Regions from separate parts of the Homo sapiens genome. Here region 2 is linked to region 1. A link is a loop called in an ENCODE intact Hi-C map of the cell type or tissue named here. Cell type or tissue: ovary. All regions are shown on one strand. Each heading gives the region's core, and the rest is flanking DNA. Links, peaks and the distances in the headings are about the cores only.

Region 1 (8,545 bases), core at 241-8,240:
TTTTTAATTAGAGACAGGGTTTCACGGTGTTAGCCAGGATGGTCTCAATCTCCTGACCTCGTGATCCACCCACCTCGGTCGGCCTCCCAAAGTGCTGGGATTATAGGTGTGAGCCACCGTGCCCTGCCTTGATTTCTTTTATTGTCTTCATAAAGCTGTGTGTCCATCAACCCAATCAACTTTAGAACATTTCCATCATTCCAAAAGGAAACCCCGTTCCCTCCCCAGCCCTGGCACCCACACTTCCCCTCCCTGTCTCTGTGGATCTGCCTGCCCTGGACATTTCATAGAAATGGGATTGCACACCTGTGGCCTTCTGTGTCTGGCGTCTCTCACTGAGTGTGGCGTCCTCAGGATGCATCTGCGCTGTGGCCTGGGTCAGAGCCTCGCTCCTTTTCACGGCTCAGTCGTGTTCCAGTGGGCAGAGGGCCATGCCGTGTTTGCCCATTCTTGTGTTGATGGACATTTGGGCTGTTTCAGACGTTTCTGAGTGTGTAGGGAATGCTGTTCTTGCCAACTCTTCCAGTGGCCCTGGATTTGGGCCTTTGACCCTCACAGAAGGCCAAGCAGAGGCTGGGCAGGTCCCACCAAGGCCAGAAGCAGAGGGCGTGTTCCCCAGCAGGGCCTGGTGTTTGGAGCATGACACATGGAAACAGCTTCCAGGCATGACCCTGTGTCTCCCAGCTGGCCCTGCCACTTCTGGAGGTGACCCTGCCACCCTGTGACTCTGTTTCTCCGTCGGCAAAGGCGGCGGTGATGGGGACTCTGTGGTGGCAGCTATTGTCAGGCAGCATGGCAGCTGCACACGGGGGCTCGCCCATGTGAGGGAGGCTTTCCGCAGGTGGTCCCTGTCCCTGTCCCTGTTCGCATGGTCCTGCAGACGGCCGTCTCACCCCCATACCACTGGCGTTGGAGGGCAGATTGGGCGTGAGGAGAGGGTGAATCTGTGTCCAGGGCTCCCCAGTTTTCCGTTCAGACCCGTGGGGAGGCGACTTTCCCGCTGTGGGCTCCAGCATCGGGAGGGGTGGTCTGTGTGGAGTGACGTGTGGCCCTGTCCCCGCTACGAGAAATCCCGGGGAAAGGAGGGGTGAAGGGGGCGGGAGGGGGTTCCTGGAATCTGGCTGAGCTTGGGTGGCACCCAAGGATGCCTGCAGCCCGCCCAGTGGCACGGGAAGCCCCCTCACCCGCTGGCTGGAAGGGGTGGGAGGCAAGTGGCAGGAGGCAGGTGGATGGGTTGCCTGTTCTTCCCTGGGGGCGCCAGGGGAAGACCTGTCCCTGCCAGAGCACCGCGGCTGGCAGCCCCCAGCCCTTTGGTGGCAGCTATGCCCTGGGGTGGGCAGGGTGATGCGTAGGTCATCTGCCCCTGTGGTGGGCCCAGCGCCCTCCTGTCTTCTCAGACCCTCCAGAGGAGGCAAAGGAGGTCTCTCAGGCAGAGCGAGAACATGTCATTCCTTCAGGGACAGCAGAACCACCACAGGTACTGCCCACCTGGGTCAGACATCAGAGGGACAGAGACAGAGAGACAGAGACAGTCAGAGACAGAGAGACAAAGGGAGACAGAGAGAGACAGACGCAGGCAGACAGAGTCAGAGATGGAGGGAGGAAGAGACGGAGAGACAGTGACAGAGACAGAAGGAGACAGAGACAGAGAGACAGAGACAGAGGGAGACAGAGAGACAGAGATGGGGGAGACAGACAAAAACAGAGAGACAAAGACAGAGACAGAGGGAAACAGAGAGAGGGAGAGACAGAAATAGAGATAAACAGAGACAGAGAGGGAAGGAGACAGAGAAAGAGACAGAGAGACAGAGGGAGACAGAGATAGATCGAGTCGGACAGAGACAGAGAAAGAGACACAGAGAGACAGAGGGATACAGAGATACAGCAAGTCGGAGAGAGACAGAGAGACATGGGGAGACAGAGGCAGCGCAGGGGCGGCTGTGCAGGGCGATGGGCCGAGGGCTCCATCCCGGCCTTCCTGGCCCCTGGGCCCCCCGCCTCCCAGCTGTGACTGGCCTGCTCTGGCCTTGGGCTCCGCCTGACTTTTCTGGGTTTGGGGTTGAGGGTGCAGGAGGCCCTGGCAGGGCAGGACTCTGGGTCCCCAGGGGCCGCCTCACCATCCTGCCCCCGGGGTCACAGAACTTGGGCATCTCCCCATCAGTGGGCGACACGGGCCCAGCAGGGACTCGGGAAGGGGCTGGGGCACCCTGGGCTCTGCTCAGCCCGTGTCCCAGGAGCTTGGCAAGGGGCGCACAGCCAGCCCACAGCTAACTGCTGAGGGGAACCCTCCTCTCCCAGGTGCCAGCCCAGGTGGGGGCAGGGAGCCTCAGGCCCTACCCTCGGGTGCTCACAGCGTCTCCTGGACTTAGCAGAGGTCGGTGAGGCCCGAGGAAGCTTCATGCTGGGGTCTCGGTGCAGGAGGTGGAGGGGGGATGGGAAAAGGCTTGAAGGGAGGGCCCGGATCCATCAATGGACACTGAGGCTGCTTGGTGTCTCCTGGAAGATCTGTTCACATCCTGGCCCCTGAAACTTGTGAATGGGACTTTATTTAGAAATAGGGCCTTTGCGGCCGGGCGCGGTGGCTCACGCCTGTAATCCCAGCACTTTGGGAGGCCGAGGCAGGCGGATCACAAGGTCAGAAGATCGAGACCATCCTGGCTAACACGGTGAAACCCCGTCTCTATGAAAAATACAAAAACAAAATTAGCCGGGCGTGGTGGCGGCAGGCGCCTGTAGTCCCAGCTACTCGGGAGGCTGAGGCAGGAGAATGGTGTGAACCCGGAAGGCGGCGCTTGCAGTGAGCCGAGATCGCGCCACCGCACTCCAACCTGGGCGACACAGCGACACTCCGTCTCAAAAAAAAAAAAAAAAAAATAGGGCCTTGGCAGATGTGACCGAGTTATGACGAGGTCGTTCGAGTGGGCCTGGCGCAGCGTGACTGGCATCCATATAAAATACACATGCATTGATTGGGCACTGGTGAAAGGGAACTACCTCAGTCCCCACCTCAGGATGTCGCATAACCGGTGTTTATGGCACCAAAAACTTCATCTCTGTAAACCACTTGGAGGGGTGTCTGGCACCAAGTCCATGTCCATGAGTGTCTGAAAATAGCATAAAAATAAAATAGAAAAAAAGAAAGAGCTGGTGCCTACCCTCGGGGAGCCTACAGGACGTGAGCTTGAAAGAGCTGGTTATCTCCCCGTCTCTCTGTCTCTCTCTGTCTTGGAAATGTCTAAGGGGGCAGGCAGGAGGGCTTCCTGGAGGAGGGGTCCTTTGAGCTGAGTTCAGAAGGGCGAGAAGGAGCCAGGTTTCTCATGGAGCAGCCAATGCAAAGGGCTGGGGGCCACCTGGAGCCTGGTGTGTCCTTCGGGCAGCTGGTGTGGCTGGAGCAGGGGATGCCAAGCCTGCTGAGGGCTTCATGGGCCGCAGGGAGGAGTTTGGTTTTTCTCCTGAGGGCACTGGGGAGCCACAGCAGAGTTTAGAGCAGAAGAAGGACACAATTTGTGCCCTGTGCCCGTGGTGAGCGGCGAGCAGGGAGGGCTGCCTGGAGGCGGGTAAGGACCTCAGAGCGGAATTCTGCCACAGTGAAGCTTTGGAGGAAATCTTTCTTCCTTTTCTCTTCTTTTCCCATCACGGGTTGAGAAATTGGAGGGAGGGGCATTGCTGGGGCTTCCTGTGCCCGCGTGTGCGGGGGGTTCTGGGGCCTGCTGCCTGCCTGAGCCAGCCCCTTTTCCCGCCAGAGGCCTCTCGTCAGTCCCCGGGGGGGCCCAGTGGTGACCTTGGGCCTCGGGGAACATCCAGACCTGGGTCAGTGGCCTCGGCAAGTGCCCGGGGGATCCGCCCTCCGGTCCCCGTGCCAGTTTCCACAGCGGGACAGGGGGGTCCCGGGGGCCGGGAGTCCGCAGCCCCGAAGACCTACGCTGCCGCCAGCCACACCCCTGGGGGTCCGACCCTCCTGGGTCCCACTTTACAGATGGAGGAACTGAGGCGGTGACTCTAATCTTCGCCCGGCCTGAGTCGCGGGGCTGGAACCCGCAGCGTTTGCCGATTCCCAGGGCCCGAGCGCTCCGGCGAGTGTGTGTGTAACGCCCTCTCCCTGGACGCCTCGAGTTTAGGAAACGGCGGAGCCGCCCGGATTGAAATTCTCGGCCCGTGCACGCCCGGCGGAGAAATCCATGACGCATTGTTTAGACAGACGCCTTTAAACCGCGCCGCGGCGGGGGGCGGCGGCCGGGGGCGCCTGCGCGGGGAAGGTCACCCTTTTTTTCTGCACAAAGGTCAGCCGTAGACCGTTGCCAAGACAACGGCCGGCGTAAAGATGGAGGCTTAAGGAGAACAGACAGTTCCCCTCCCGAAGATGCCCCGTGCAAAGGGCCCGGCCGTGGGCTTGGGAGGCTCAGGGGGTGTGAGGAGCTGAGCGCCGGAGCAGAGAGAGCGGAGAGTGGGGCGCTGGGATGGCTCTGGGAGGCCAGGAAGGAATGCGGGGGCCTGGGGGGCAGATCTTGGCTCAGGCCCTGCCAGGCTGTCTTCAAACCAATGAGCCTCAGGGTTCCTGGCTGTGAAATGGGAACAACGTCTGCCCTTCAGGGTAGGCATCTCCAGGCTGGTCTGGTGTGGGAACCGCTGTGTTAAACATGCAGACTCCAGCCAGGCGCCGTGGCTCACACCAACGGGGCACAGTGGCTCACACCAACAGGGCACAGTAGCTCACACCCGCCGGGCACGGTGGTTCACACCAGCCGGGCACGGTGGCTCACACCCGCCGGGCACAGTGGTTCACGCCAGCCAGGCACAGTGGCTCAAACCCGCTGGGCACAGTGGCTCACACCAACGGGGCACAGTGGCTCACACCCGCCGGGCACGGTGGTTCACACCAGCCGGGCACGGTGGCTCACACCAGCCGGGCACAGTGGCTCACACCCGCCGGGCACAGTGGTTCACACCAGCCGGGCACAGTGGCTCAAACCCGCTGGGCACAGTGGCTCACACCAACAGGGCACAGTGGCCCACGCCAGCCGGGCACGGTGGCTCACGCTAACAGGGCAGAGTGGTTCACGCTAGCCGGGCATGGTGGCAGTATGCCAGCCGGGTACAGTGGCTCACGCTTGTCATCTCAGCACTTTGGTGTTTGTTTGTTTGTTTGTTTTTGAGATAGTCTCACTCTGTCGCCCAGGCTGGACTGTAGTGACAAGATCTGGGCTCATTGCAACCTCCGCCTCCCGGGTTCAAGCGATTCTACTGCCTCAGCCTCCCAAGTAGCTGGGACTACAGGCATGTGCCATCACGCCTAGCTAATTTTTTGTACTTTTAGTAGAGACGCGGTTGCACCATTTTGGCCAGGCTGGTCTTGAACTCCTGACCTCGTTATCCACCCGCCTCGGCCTCCCGAAGTGCTGGGATTACAAGTGTGAGCCACCGCGCCCAGCCTCATCTCAGCACTTTAGGAGGCTGAGGCGGGAGGACTGCTTGAGTCCAGGAGTTTAAGACGAGCTGGGCAACATAGTGCAATCCTGTCTTTATTTTAAAAAATACAAAAAAATTAGCTGTGCATGGTGGTGTGCATGTGCAGTCCAGTCCCACGTACTCAAGAGGCTGAGGTGGGAGGATCTTGGGAGCCCAGGAGGTCACAGCTGCAGTGAGCCATGATTATGTCACTGCACTCCAGCCTGGGTGACAGAGCAAGACCCTGTCTCAAAAAGGCAGATTCGGCCGGGTGCGGTGGCTCACGCCTGGAATCCCAGCACTTCGGGAGGCCGAGGTGGGCGGATCACCAGGTCAGGAGATCGAGACCATCCTGGCTAACACGGTGAAACCCCGTCTCTACTAAAAATAAAAAAATCAGCCGGGCGTGGTGGTGGGCGCCTGTAGTCCCAGCTACTTGGGAGGCTGAGACAGGAGAATGGCGTGAACCCGGGAGGTGGAGCTTGCAGCGAGCCGAGATTCTGCCACTGCACTCCAGCCTGGGTGACAGAGCGAGACTCCGTCTCAAAAAAAAAAAAAAAAAATGCTGATTCATAGGCCCTCCAGGGGGCTCGGGCTCCAGAAAGGCTGGGGGTCTTGGTCAGCATCCTAGGTGTCCCCTGATCACCGCCAGAGGTCCCATGAGTGTGAGCTGGGACTCCGAGGAGGCTTGGTTTCTCCTACCCCCTTCCCCGAGCTGGAGCCGGAAGCCCAGTGGCCCCTCTGGGCCGGAAGCAGACTGGAGGCTCAGATTTGCAAACCTGAGAACAGAGGTCCCGGGAGCAATGAGGTGGGCCTGAGACCCTCGCTCAGAGGTGGCTGCTTCTCGATCTGCAGGATCTGAGGGCCTTGGCGGCCAGCAGGGACGTGGCCAGGAGCTGGCCTCGGCTTTGGGGACTCAAGGTCTTTGCTGTCATAGCTTTTTGGTAGCTACATAAAAATGGTGCTGTTCACACAAACCAATCTCCCTGGAGGTGCTTTTAAGGACTGATGAGAGCCACACGCCCTGATTACCATTTCATTTACCGGCGAACCTGCCTTACCTTTGCGACAGAGAGGACATCAGGAAGGTGACTTTTATTGAGGTGAAATTCACACGATGCAAAAGTAACCATTTTAAAGTAAACTTAATGACCTGCGTCAGCCTCACTCCCATTCCCTGCCCCAGCCCTGACGCTACGCAACCACTTTCTTCTTTTATTTATTTATTTATTTATTTTTTGAGACAGAGTCTTTCTCTGTAACCCAGGCTGGAGTGCAGTGGCACGATCTCAGCTCACTGCAACCTCCACCTTCCGGATTCAAGCAATTCTCCTGCCTCAGCCTCCCGAGTAGCTGGGACTACAGGTGCCCGCCACCACACCCGGCTATTTTGTATCTTTAGTAGAGACGGGGTTTCACCGTGTTGGCCAGGCTGGTCTCCAACGCCTGACCTCAAGTTATCCACCCACCTTGGCCTCCTGAAGTGTTGAGATTACAGGCGTGAGCCACCTCACCCAGCCGAGCAGTTTTTAATTTTTGGAAAATGTGTACCTCCACTGTGAGAGGCGTCTGTGTGTGCGTGTTGTGGTTTGAGTGCCCTGAATTAGTTAAAGGCACTCCTTCTTCTCTGCGGTTCCCTGCAGACCTGACCGTCTGTGATTCTGCAGATGTCAGGGCTGTACAGAAGAGGGTGGAGGCCGGGCCAGCCCCAGCTCCTGCTCACACAGGGAATTAGTGTCAGAGCTGGGCTGGGGTCGAGAGGTGGGCTGCTGGGACATCCGCCCTTTCACCCCCATGCTGACTCCAACATCAGATTGCTGTCAGCCTGGCTGTCCGAAAAAGAACGGACCTGGGGCCGGGCGCAGTGGCTCACGCCTGTAATCCCAGCTACTCAAAAGGCTGAGGCAGAAGAATCGCTTGAACCAGGGAGGCGGAGGTTGCAGTGAGCCGACATCGTGCCACTGCATTCCAGCCGGGGTGACAGAGTGAGACCCCATCTCAAAAAAGAAAAAGAAAAAAAAAAAGGGCCGGGCGCAGTGGCTCATGCCTGTAATCCCAGCACTTTGGGAGGCCAAGACCGGCTGATCACGAGGTCAGGAGATCGAGGCCATCCTGGCTAACACAGTAAAACCTCGTCCCTACTAAAAATAAAAAAAATTAGCCAGGCGTGGTCGAGGGCACCTGTAGTCCCAGCTACTCGGGAGGCTGAGGCAGAATGGTGTGAACCCAGGAGGCGGAGCTTGCAGTGAGCCGAGATCGTGCCACTGCACTCTAGCCTGGGCGACAGAGCGAGACTCCGTCTCAAAACAAACAAACAAACAAACAAAAAGACTGGGCACGGTGGCTCAGGCCTGTAATCCCAGCACTTTGGGAGGCCAAGGCTGGCAGATCACCTGAGGTCAGGAGTTTGAGACCAGCCTGGCCAACCCAATTTTTTTTCTCTACTGAAAAAAAAAAAAAAAAAAATATATATATATATATATAGGAGGCTGAGGCAGGAGAATCGCTTGAATCAGGAGGCAGAGGTTGTAGTGAGCCGAGATTGTGCCACTGCACTCCATCGTGGGCAAGAGAGGGAGACTCTGTCTCAAAAAAAACAAACCTAGAAAAATTAGCTGGGCATGGTGGTGGGCACCTGTAATCCCAGCTACTTGGGAGGCTGAGGCAGGATAATCACTTGAACCAGGGAGGCGGAGGTTGCAGTGAGCTGAGATCGCGCCACTGCACTCCAGCCTGGGCGACAGAGTGAGACTCCATCTCAAAAAAAAAAAAAAAAAAAAAAAGACGTACCTGCTCTTCTCGCCAATTAGGACAGGACATCGGGAACCTAGAAAATTTGACCAACACGGAAAAGCACCCCAAACCAAACCACACAGCAACAGCAAAACTCAGACTCTTAGCACCTCCACCCAGAACCAGTACTGTTTATACGATTCCAGTCACGACCCGGCATGTGTCGGGTGTGGACGCATACGCATGCACCTGCTTTTCTCAAAGAGTGATGTTTTAGCTGCTAATTTGTACCTATTTATCACTTAACACTGCATTAATATCACTGCTCTTTTCCCATGTAAACTAGTCTTCTGGGACAGAATTTGTT
Region 2 (8,314 bases), core at 315-8,314, 48 kb after region 1:
GCTTATTTCCAGGACTTGATGTCCTGTCATGTGGCACAGTGGCCACAGGGGAGGTGTTTGCACCGTCGATGCGTTCAGACCAGCCCAAGCCTTCGGGTCCCCGGTGCCCACCTGCGTTCAGACCAGCCCAAGCCATCGGGTCCCCGGTGCCCACCTGCGTTCAGACCAGCCCAAGCCATCGGGTCCCCGGTGCCCACCTGCGTTCAGATCAGCCCAAGCCATCGGGTCCCCGGTGCCCACCTGCGTTCAGATCAGCCCAAGCCATCGGGTCCCCGGTGCCCACCATTTGAGCAGCTCAGGGCCCAGACCTGTGCCTGGTGCGTTTCCCATTTACCAGAGGGTCCCTGTGCGAGGCGTCTGCCAGAGCCCCCTTTGTCAGGGAGGGTCAGAGGTGCGGGCTGGAGCGTGAGCAGCCTGGACACCTGGCTGGTCCCTGGGCTCTGCGTGGCTTCTGAACCCAGGGTGCTTGGCACTGCCTCCCACTGACGCCTGCTGCCCGGATCTCATTGTAGAATCAAGCCAGGGAGGACTTCAACCAGGACATCGGCTGGTGTGTCTCCCTCATCACCGACTACAGGGTCCGGTTAGGTACGTGGGGTGCTGGGGAGGGGTGGAGCTGGGCAGCAGGCGTCCAGCCTCTGAAGACCCCTTGGACGGGCTGGGCCGGAGCTGCCTGGAGGCGGGGCATATTTCCGTGGGCCTGGGGCATTCCCTGTGGGTGGGCTGGGGTTCTGGCCTGGCCTGATTATTTCCTAAACAGAGACGCCGGGCCAGCCCCTGGAACACACTTCCTGGGACTCCTCTTAGGTCTACACAGTGCTCTCTCCCCTCCACCCCCTGCAGGCTGCGGGTCTTTTGCTGGCTCTTTCCTGGAATATTACGCGGCTGATATAAGTAAGTCTACAGGCACATCTTGGAAAATGTGGTTTGCCTTTTAGCCCTTTAGAAAAACAATCTTCTATGTCTGAAGCTGTGGAAGGGGACGTTGGGGTCAAGGCACTGTCCGCAGCCACACAGCATTGTTCAACCTCTATGAGGTTTTGATGTGACCCTGAGGCTCCCTGGGACCTGGGGCTGCTGGTGTCCACTGGCACAGCATCCCGAGCCTGCCCTGGGGCCCTCATCCCATGGGCCACATCCAGCGTGTCCCTGCTGTGGCTGGTGGCTGCACACATCAGATGTTGTGAAGAATGTAGGCCAGGTGCGGAGGCTCACACCTGTAATCCCAGCACTTTGGGAGGCTGAAGCAAGAGGATTGCTTGAGGCCAGGAGTTCAAGACTAGCTTGATCAACAGAGCAAGACCCCATCTCTACAGAAAAATAGAAAAAAATGAGCTGGGCGTGTGGCTTGCGTGCCTGCAGCCCCAGCTACTCGGGAGGCAGAGGTGGGAGAATGGCTTGAGCCCGAGAGTTCAAGGCTGTGGTGACCTATGTGATTGCACCGCTGCACTCCAGCCTGGGTGACAGAGCAAGACCTGGTCTCAAAAAGAGAACGTGTCACGAACACCGGGATGTTTGGCCACCACTTCACTGTCGATCCAGCATTTTCCTTTATCGACAGTAGTGGAGTTTTCCATGCCTCCTGGTTGGTGGAGGAGTGGACGTGGCTGAATTGATTCTGCTTGGGCAGTGCTGCACGGGCAGGCGCTTTTCTCTGCTATAAGGGTTAAACCTGGCTGCAGGGCCCAGTGAGGGGGGAAAGGCCGGGGGTCCCAGCAGAGGAAGTGTCTTTAGGAGCGTGAATGCTCCACTCCCGTGCTAACACGGAGCTCGATCGCTAGGGTCTGCCCCCATCCCTGCCATGTCGCAGCCTCCCATCGGCCCTGACCCACAGCCACCCGAGGAAGGCAGCCCACGCGCTGGTCCCACGACAGGTGCTTCTTTTGCAGGCTATCCTGTCCGAAAATCCATCCAGCAGGACGTCTTGGGGACCAAGCTTCCTCAACTGAGCAAGGGGAGCCCCGAGGAGCCCGTGGTGGGGTGCCCCCTGGGGCAGAGGCAGCCCTGCCGGAAAATGCTCCCCGACCGCTCGCGGGCCGCCCGGGACCGGGCCAACCAGAAGCTGGTGGAGTACATTGTGAAGGCCAAGGGCGCGGAGAGCCACCTGCGGGCCATCCTAAAGAGCAGGAAGCCATCTCGCTGGCTGCAGACCTTCCTGAGCTCCAGCCAGTACGTGACCTGTGTGGAGACCTACCTGGAGGATGAGGGGCAGCTGGACCTGGTGGTGAAGTACCTGCAGGGCGTCTACCAGGAGGTGGGGGCCAAGGTGCTCCAGCGCACCAACGGCGACCGGATCCGGTTCATTCTGGACGTGCTTCTGCCCGAGGTGAGCCGCGGACCGGCGTGTCACGTGGGCAGGGAGGGGCCTGCGCTGGGATTTTGCAACTCCGCACGAGGAGGCTGCCACGGTCCTCGCCCCTGCTCCCTGGCCGTTCGGCGGCCAACGGAGCGTGGAGGCCTCCTGTGTTTACATCCTGTCAGTGCTGGGAAATGCGAGTGCGTGCGCTTGACCCTGTGCGGAGACGGAGCCGCTTACTTGACCCCTGTGCAGAGATGGAGCTGCTTAGAAGCTGTCAGCACCAGGGGGTGCGAACTCCCTCCCTACTGCGGGCGCACAGATGCTTCCCAGCCTCGGTGGGTCAGTCCTGGGAAACCCACTGCGAGTTGGAAATTCCCAAGTCAGAATCGCATTTAGTACCCAGATAAACCCACTGTAAGTTGAAAAACTGTAAGTGGATAATGCGCCTCATACTCTGATAAACCCGTGGTAAGTTAAACACACAAATTAGACTGTCTGTGATTTCGAACTTCAGCTGCGGATTTGGGGCTTGGTGAGGAGCAAATACAGATGATTTTGAAGTTTGTATCTGAAATTTCAGAGAGGACATTGCTGGGCATATGTGTACATCTGTGGGAAAAAAACATACTCAAAACTATTTAACTTTATAACTATGGGAATTTTCAAATAGACCCAAAAAGAAAATAGCATAATGAACTCTAATGTGCCCATAACCTGCCTGGAATTATTTTTTGGAGCATAAAAACCCTCAAGCTTTTTTTTTTTTTTTTTTTTGAGTTGGAGTCTCGCTCTGTCACCCAGGTTGGAGTGCAGTGGCGCAATCTCGGCTCACTGCAAGCTCTGCCTCCCAGGTTCACGCCATTCTCTTGTAGCCTTCCAAGTAGCTGGGACTACAGGCGCCCGCCACGACGCCCGGCTAATTTTTTGTATTTTTAGTAGAGACGGGGTTTCACCATGTTGGCCAGGATGATCTTGATCTCCTGACCTCGTGATCCACCCCCCTCAGCCTCCCAAAGTGCTGGGATTACAGGCGTGAGCCACCACTCCCGGCCACAGTTTTTTTTTAAGCCCATAAATACTTCAGTGTGTGTCTCTAAAAGGAGGGTGATTCTGCCCCCTGGGGGACACTGGCAGTGTCTGGGGACATCTGTGCTTGTCACAGCTAAGGGTGCTTCTGGCATGGAGTGGGTTGGGGCAGGGACGCTGCTCAGCACCCTGCAGCGCCTAGGACAGCCCCACCTCAGAGAACAGTCTGGCCCCGACGTCCACAGGGCCGAGTGGGAGAGACTCTGCTCTGAACCGAATGGACTCTGTTAAAAATGTGTTTACCATAATCACAAAAGTAAAAAATAGGGATGATTTCTTAATGTCAGGTATGTATTGTGTATTCAGGATACTCTTTTTTTTTTATAACAATAAACTTAAGGCCGGGTGTGGTGGCTCGCATCGGTAATTCCAGCACTTTGGGAGGCCGAGGCAGGTGGATCATGAGGCCAGGAGCTTGAGACCAGCCTGGCCAACATGGTGAAACCCCGTTTCTACTAAAAATACAAAAATTAGCTGGGCGTGGTGGCGCGTACCTATAATCCCAGCTACTCGGGAGGCTGAGGCAGGAGAATCACCTGAACCCGGGAGGCAGAGGTTGCAGTGAGCTGAGATTATGCCATTGCGCTCCAGCCTGGGCGACAGGGCGAGACTCTGTACCAGAAAAAACCGCCACCAAAAAAAAAACTTAAAATTTTTGAGAAATGCTCTTGTGGGTTTGGGTCTTGCCTTTTCTTCTCTGCTTTTAGTGATCTGAGCTATTGTGTCTAGTCCGAAAGATAGTACTGATTTAATTAAGAAACATCATTACAAGCAGGGATTCATGGACTAGGTTTGCACCTTCTGAACCATGAGCTAGACCATGTCTGGAGGCTGGAACCTGGTGACCCAGGCTCCCTGCGGCCTTCTTAACCGCAGGCCACTTGGGGCCAGTTGGGCAGTGCCTGCTGCTATTGAGCCCCGTGCCCTCTCACAGGCCATCATCTGTGCGATCTCTGCGGTGGACGAGGTGGACTACAAGACGGCTGAGGAGAAGTACATCAAGGGGCCTTCGCTGAGCTACCGGTAGGCCGCTCCCGGCGCTATCTCCAGCCACTTGCGTCTCTGCCTTGCAGTTTCTATTTCCACACCCACAGGCAGTTTGACTCCAGGCTGCCGCAGCCCCTCTCCCTCATGAGGTGGCCCAGGTGCTGGGTGGTGAGCTGATCACATACGCTGAACTCACCCTGTGGGTCACTCCTGCCCCCCAGGAAGGCTGTGCCCGGGTCTCCCAGCTGGTCGCTGTGGGCAGCACGGGGCCACGGGCACGTGCCTGGGCCGTGTCTGTTCTTAATCTCTTTTTGCAGGGGCTGATGTTTGCTTTTTGCACTTTCCTCCCCTCTTTCCACAGCCCCATGGCTGTGTGAGAAATACAGCAAGATTAAGCAGCAGCACGGCCCGGTGCTTTCCAGCAGCCAGAAGAATGCTGTGATCAAGATGTTTCTCTCACATCCGTGTGCTTAGCTGCCCTTGGATGTTTGGCCCCCAGAGCGCCTAATCCTGTCTCTGGGCATGCGGCCAGGCCTTGCTGGGAGCCAGGCGGGGCCCACGGGGCAGTGACAGGCTGAAGACTCAACTAGAGTCAAGGACAGGGTCTCCGGCCAGGGTGGCTTGCGCAGCCACCGACGTCTCCCGGGCCCACAGTCACAGGAGACTCCTGGTGAAGACACTGAACTCCCTCACCAGCCCCATGTCCTCCCTGGGCAGGGCAGGAGGGGCCCCTGGAGAGGCCAGGGAGGAGGTGTGGGGCCTCGGTGGCATTGGCAGGCCACCCCCGCAGAGCTGCACAAAGGTGGAATTTGGCCTTGTTTAGGGAGTGTTGGCCCAGCTGGCTTACCAAAACAGGAAAGGCCTTTGGATACAGAAACTGGGTGTTTTCCTGCTGGATCTTCATGGTTCCCCCGTCATGCTTGCCGTAAGAATAAGTGAGGTCCGGGGAGGGGGTAAGGTCGGAGCCAGGACACCTGGACCCAGCCTGCTGGTTTGTCCTCTCCCTCCGTCTCAGAAGCCTCTTCACCGCTCCACGCCCATCTGTGGAAATCTTTCATCCTGATTTTTTTTTTTGAGTCTGGGTTGCCGACATCAAAACCCGTTAGGAGTTCATCACAGCTTCCAGTTGCCATGAAAGCCTCCCGTGACCTGTGAGAATGGTGCTGGTGCTGATGGAGAAGTTACTTGGGCTGAGCACACAGGCCGTGATTTCATCACGCCGGGGACATGCTCAAAATAACAAGCCAGTGAGCAGCATCGCACTTGATCTTTGGCCTCAGTGGAGCCTTGGGTCACACACTGGGCGTCCTGGGACCCAGTCTCCCCGCCGCACGGCGTTTCCCAGGCCCTCTTGTTCTTTTAGAGTTGCACCATGAGCCTCTCTGCACTCTTCCCAAGGCTGTCCTCCTCAGGTCTGCCTTTCTCTGGTGCTGCGGCCGGTGTGCTCTCCCCTATTTCCAGGTCTGCTGGGGCGCACATCAGAGCCAGCAGCCGTTGTTGATCTCTTTTGATCCAGGGCAGCCCTATTGCTGAGAGGGGTTGCTAGCTAAGCAATTGTTATAATTTTCCTTTACAGGGAGGTCACTTAGTAAGGACAATTTGGCATCTCATACTCTTTCGTAAAAAATTATTTTTAGTCAGTCACAGTGGCTCATGCCTGTAATCCCAGCACTTTGAGAGGCTAAGGTGGGAGGATCCTCTGAGCCCAGGAGTTTGAGGCTGTAGTGAGCCATCATTATGCCACTGCACCCTAGTCTGGGTGACAGAGCAACACCCTGTCTCTAAAAATAAATATTATTTTAAAACATTGTTAAGGCCTGGTGCGGTTGCTCACGCCCATAATCCCAGCACTTTGGGAGGCCGAGGCAGGTGGATCACGAGGTCAGGAGTTCGAGACCATCCTGGCCACCATGGTGAAACCCCATCTCTACTTTAAAAAAAAAAAAAAACCAAGCATGGTGGCACGCGCCTATAGTCAGTCCCAGCTACTCAGCAGGCTGAGGCAGGGGAATCGCTTGAACCCGGGAGGTGGAGGTTGCAGTGAGCTGAGATTGTGCTACTGCATTCCAGCCTGGTGACAGAGCGAGACTCCGTTTCAAAAAAAAAAAAAAATATTACACATCCTGTAAAAGTTACCATCCTAACCTTCTTAAGTGTATGGTTCGATGGCGGTGAGCACTTTCACAGTGCTATGCAGCCGGTACTGCTGCTCATCTCCGAACTTCATCTTTCCAAACTACAGCTCTGTCCCCATCAAACAACTGCCCTCTCATATATATATAATATATATTATATATATAAAATATATATAGCCATATATATTTATATATAATGTATATTATATAAAATTTATATATTATATAAAATATATAAATTTTATATATAATATATAAAATCATATAATTTATATATTTTATATATAAAATATATATTATATATAAAATATATTATATATAAAATGTATAATTTTATATATTATAATATATACAATTATATAACAATTTTATATATTATATAATATATAATTGTATATATTATATATAAAATGTACAATTTTATAATATATAAAACAATTTAATATATAATATATATAAAGTATGTATACTTTATATTATATATAAAATATATAATTTTATATATCATATGTATATGTAGACATACACACACACACATATGTATTTATTTATTTTTTTTTTTTTGAGACAGAGTCTTGCTCTGTCACCCAGGCTGGAGTGCAGTGGCACAGTCTCGGCCCACTGCAACCCCCCCACCGTGCCTTGGTTCAAGCGATTCTTCTGACTCAGCCTCCCGAGTGGCTAGGATTGCAGGTGCCCACTACCACGCCTGGCTAATTTTTGTTATTTTTAGTAGAGACAGCATTTCACCATCTTGGCCAGGCTGGTCTTGAACTCCTGATCTCGTGATCCACCCACCTCGGCCTCCCAAAGTGCTGGGATTACAGGCGTGAGCCAAAGTGCCTGGACTCTCTGTCATACTCTTTTTTTTTTTTTTTTTTTTAGAGACAGAATTTAGCTCTGTCGCCCAGGCTGGAGTACAATGGCATGATCTTGGCTCACTGCAAGCACCACCTCCCGGTTTCAAGCGATTCTCCTACCTCAGCCTCCTAAGTAGCTGGGATTACAGACATGCGCCACCACGCCCGGCTGTTTGTTTTTTTTTTTGTTTGTTTTTTTTTTTTTTTGGTATTTTTTGTAGAGACAGGGTTTCACCGTGTTAGCCAGGATGGTCCTGATCTCCTGACCTTGTGATCCGCCTGCCTCGGCCTCCCAAAGTGCTGGGATTACAGGCGTGAGCGACCACACCCAGTCCTCTCTCTCATATTCTTTAACACACAATGATTAATTACTAAAATGAAGACTCTTGTTTTCTGAAGGGAAAAAGAAATATTTGACAACCAGCTCCTTGAAGAGCGGAACCGGCGCCGTCGGTGAGGGAGCAGCCGGCTGTGCTGTCAGCGGGGCCTGGCGGTGGAAGCGCCTCCAGTGTGCATGAGCGTGTCTGAAGATGGGGGGCTCAGGGGGCACGTTTGCGTTTGGACCTGTCTGTGCGTTCTCCTGCGTGGCAGTCCTGATTTCCATGCTTCTGGAGAATCCATTTCGTTAACACTGAAAGCCAGTTCTCTTTTCCTGGCAGTTTTTTTCATTTTATTTTTGGCATTTTTTACAAGATACCGTTCGGGAAAGGCTTTTGAAAGGACGGAAGCGTATTCACTGTGCGCCAGTACTCCTGGCTGTGCTGTGGTTTCTCCCGACGTGCACATCGATCTCGTATGTGTGGCATCTGATATTAAACGGGAGGTTTTAAGAAGCGTCTGCCGTGATCATGGAGCTTCGGAAGCGGGAATGGTTCTTCCGGGTTTGCTGTTTTGTCTGTTTCCCCCTTGTGTGGTTTCCGCCTGCGACAGTTCCAGAATTTGCTCTC

Evidence for each region. Peaks named below come from ENCODE experiments on the same cell type or tissue, not always from the same donor. Only the 100,000 strongest peaks of a DNase experiment are listed, where the experiment ranks them.
Region 2: it touches region 1 in a loop (1.8-fold over the local background); 18 of 110 quality-filtered maps call a loop at or near these places.

Annotation. Positions count from the first base shown.
Region 1 is chr19:1,321,150-1,329,694 of GRCh38, forward strand. No RefSeq gene overlaps it. Among named protein-coding and RNA genes, the nearest start is that of PWWP3A, 30 kb to the right of the region's middle. RefSeq lists enhancers at 3,353-3,866, 3,867-4,378. In ovary, for the core only: no CTCF peak of the experiment used is centred there; a DNase peak (open chromatin) is centred at 4,133; H3K4me3 peaks cover 812 bases.
Region 2 is chr19:1,368,753-1,377,066 of GRCh38, forward strand. PWWP3A (PWWP domain containing 3A, DNA repair factor) reads left to right here. Exons shown (of 14, transcript NM_001369789.1): 10 at 513-588; 11 at 844-894; 12 at 1,890-2,326; 13 at 4,320-4,408; 14 at 7,767-8,314. The coding sequence ends at 7,824. Among named protein-coding and RNA genes, the nearest start is that of TRF-GAA1-6, 11 kb to the right of the region's middle. RefSeq lists enhancers at 1-217, 218-718. In ovary, for the core only: a CTCF peak has its summit at 4,491; a DNase peak (open chromatin) is centred at 4,890; H3K27ac peaks cover 2,878 bases.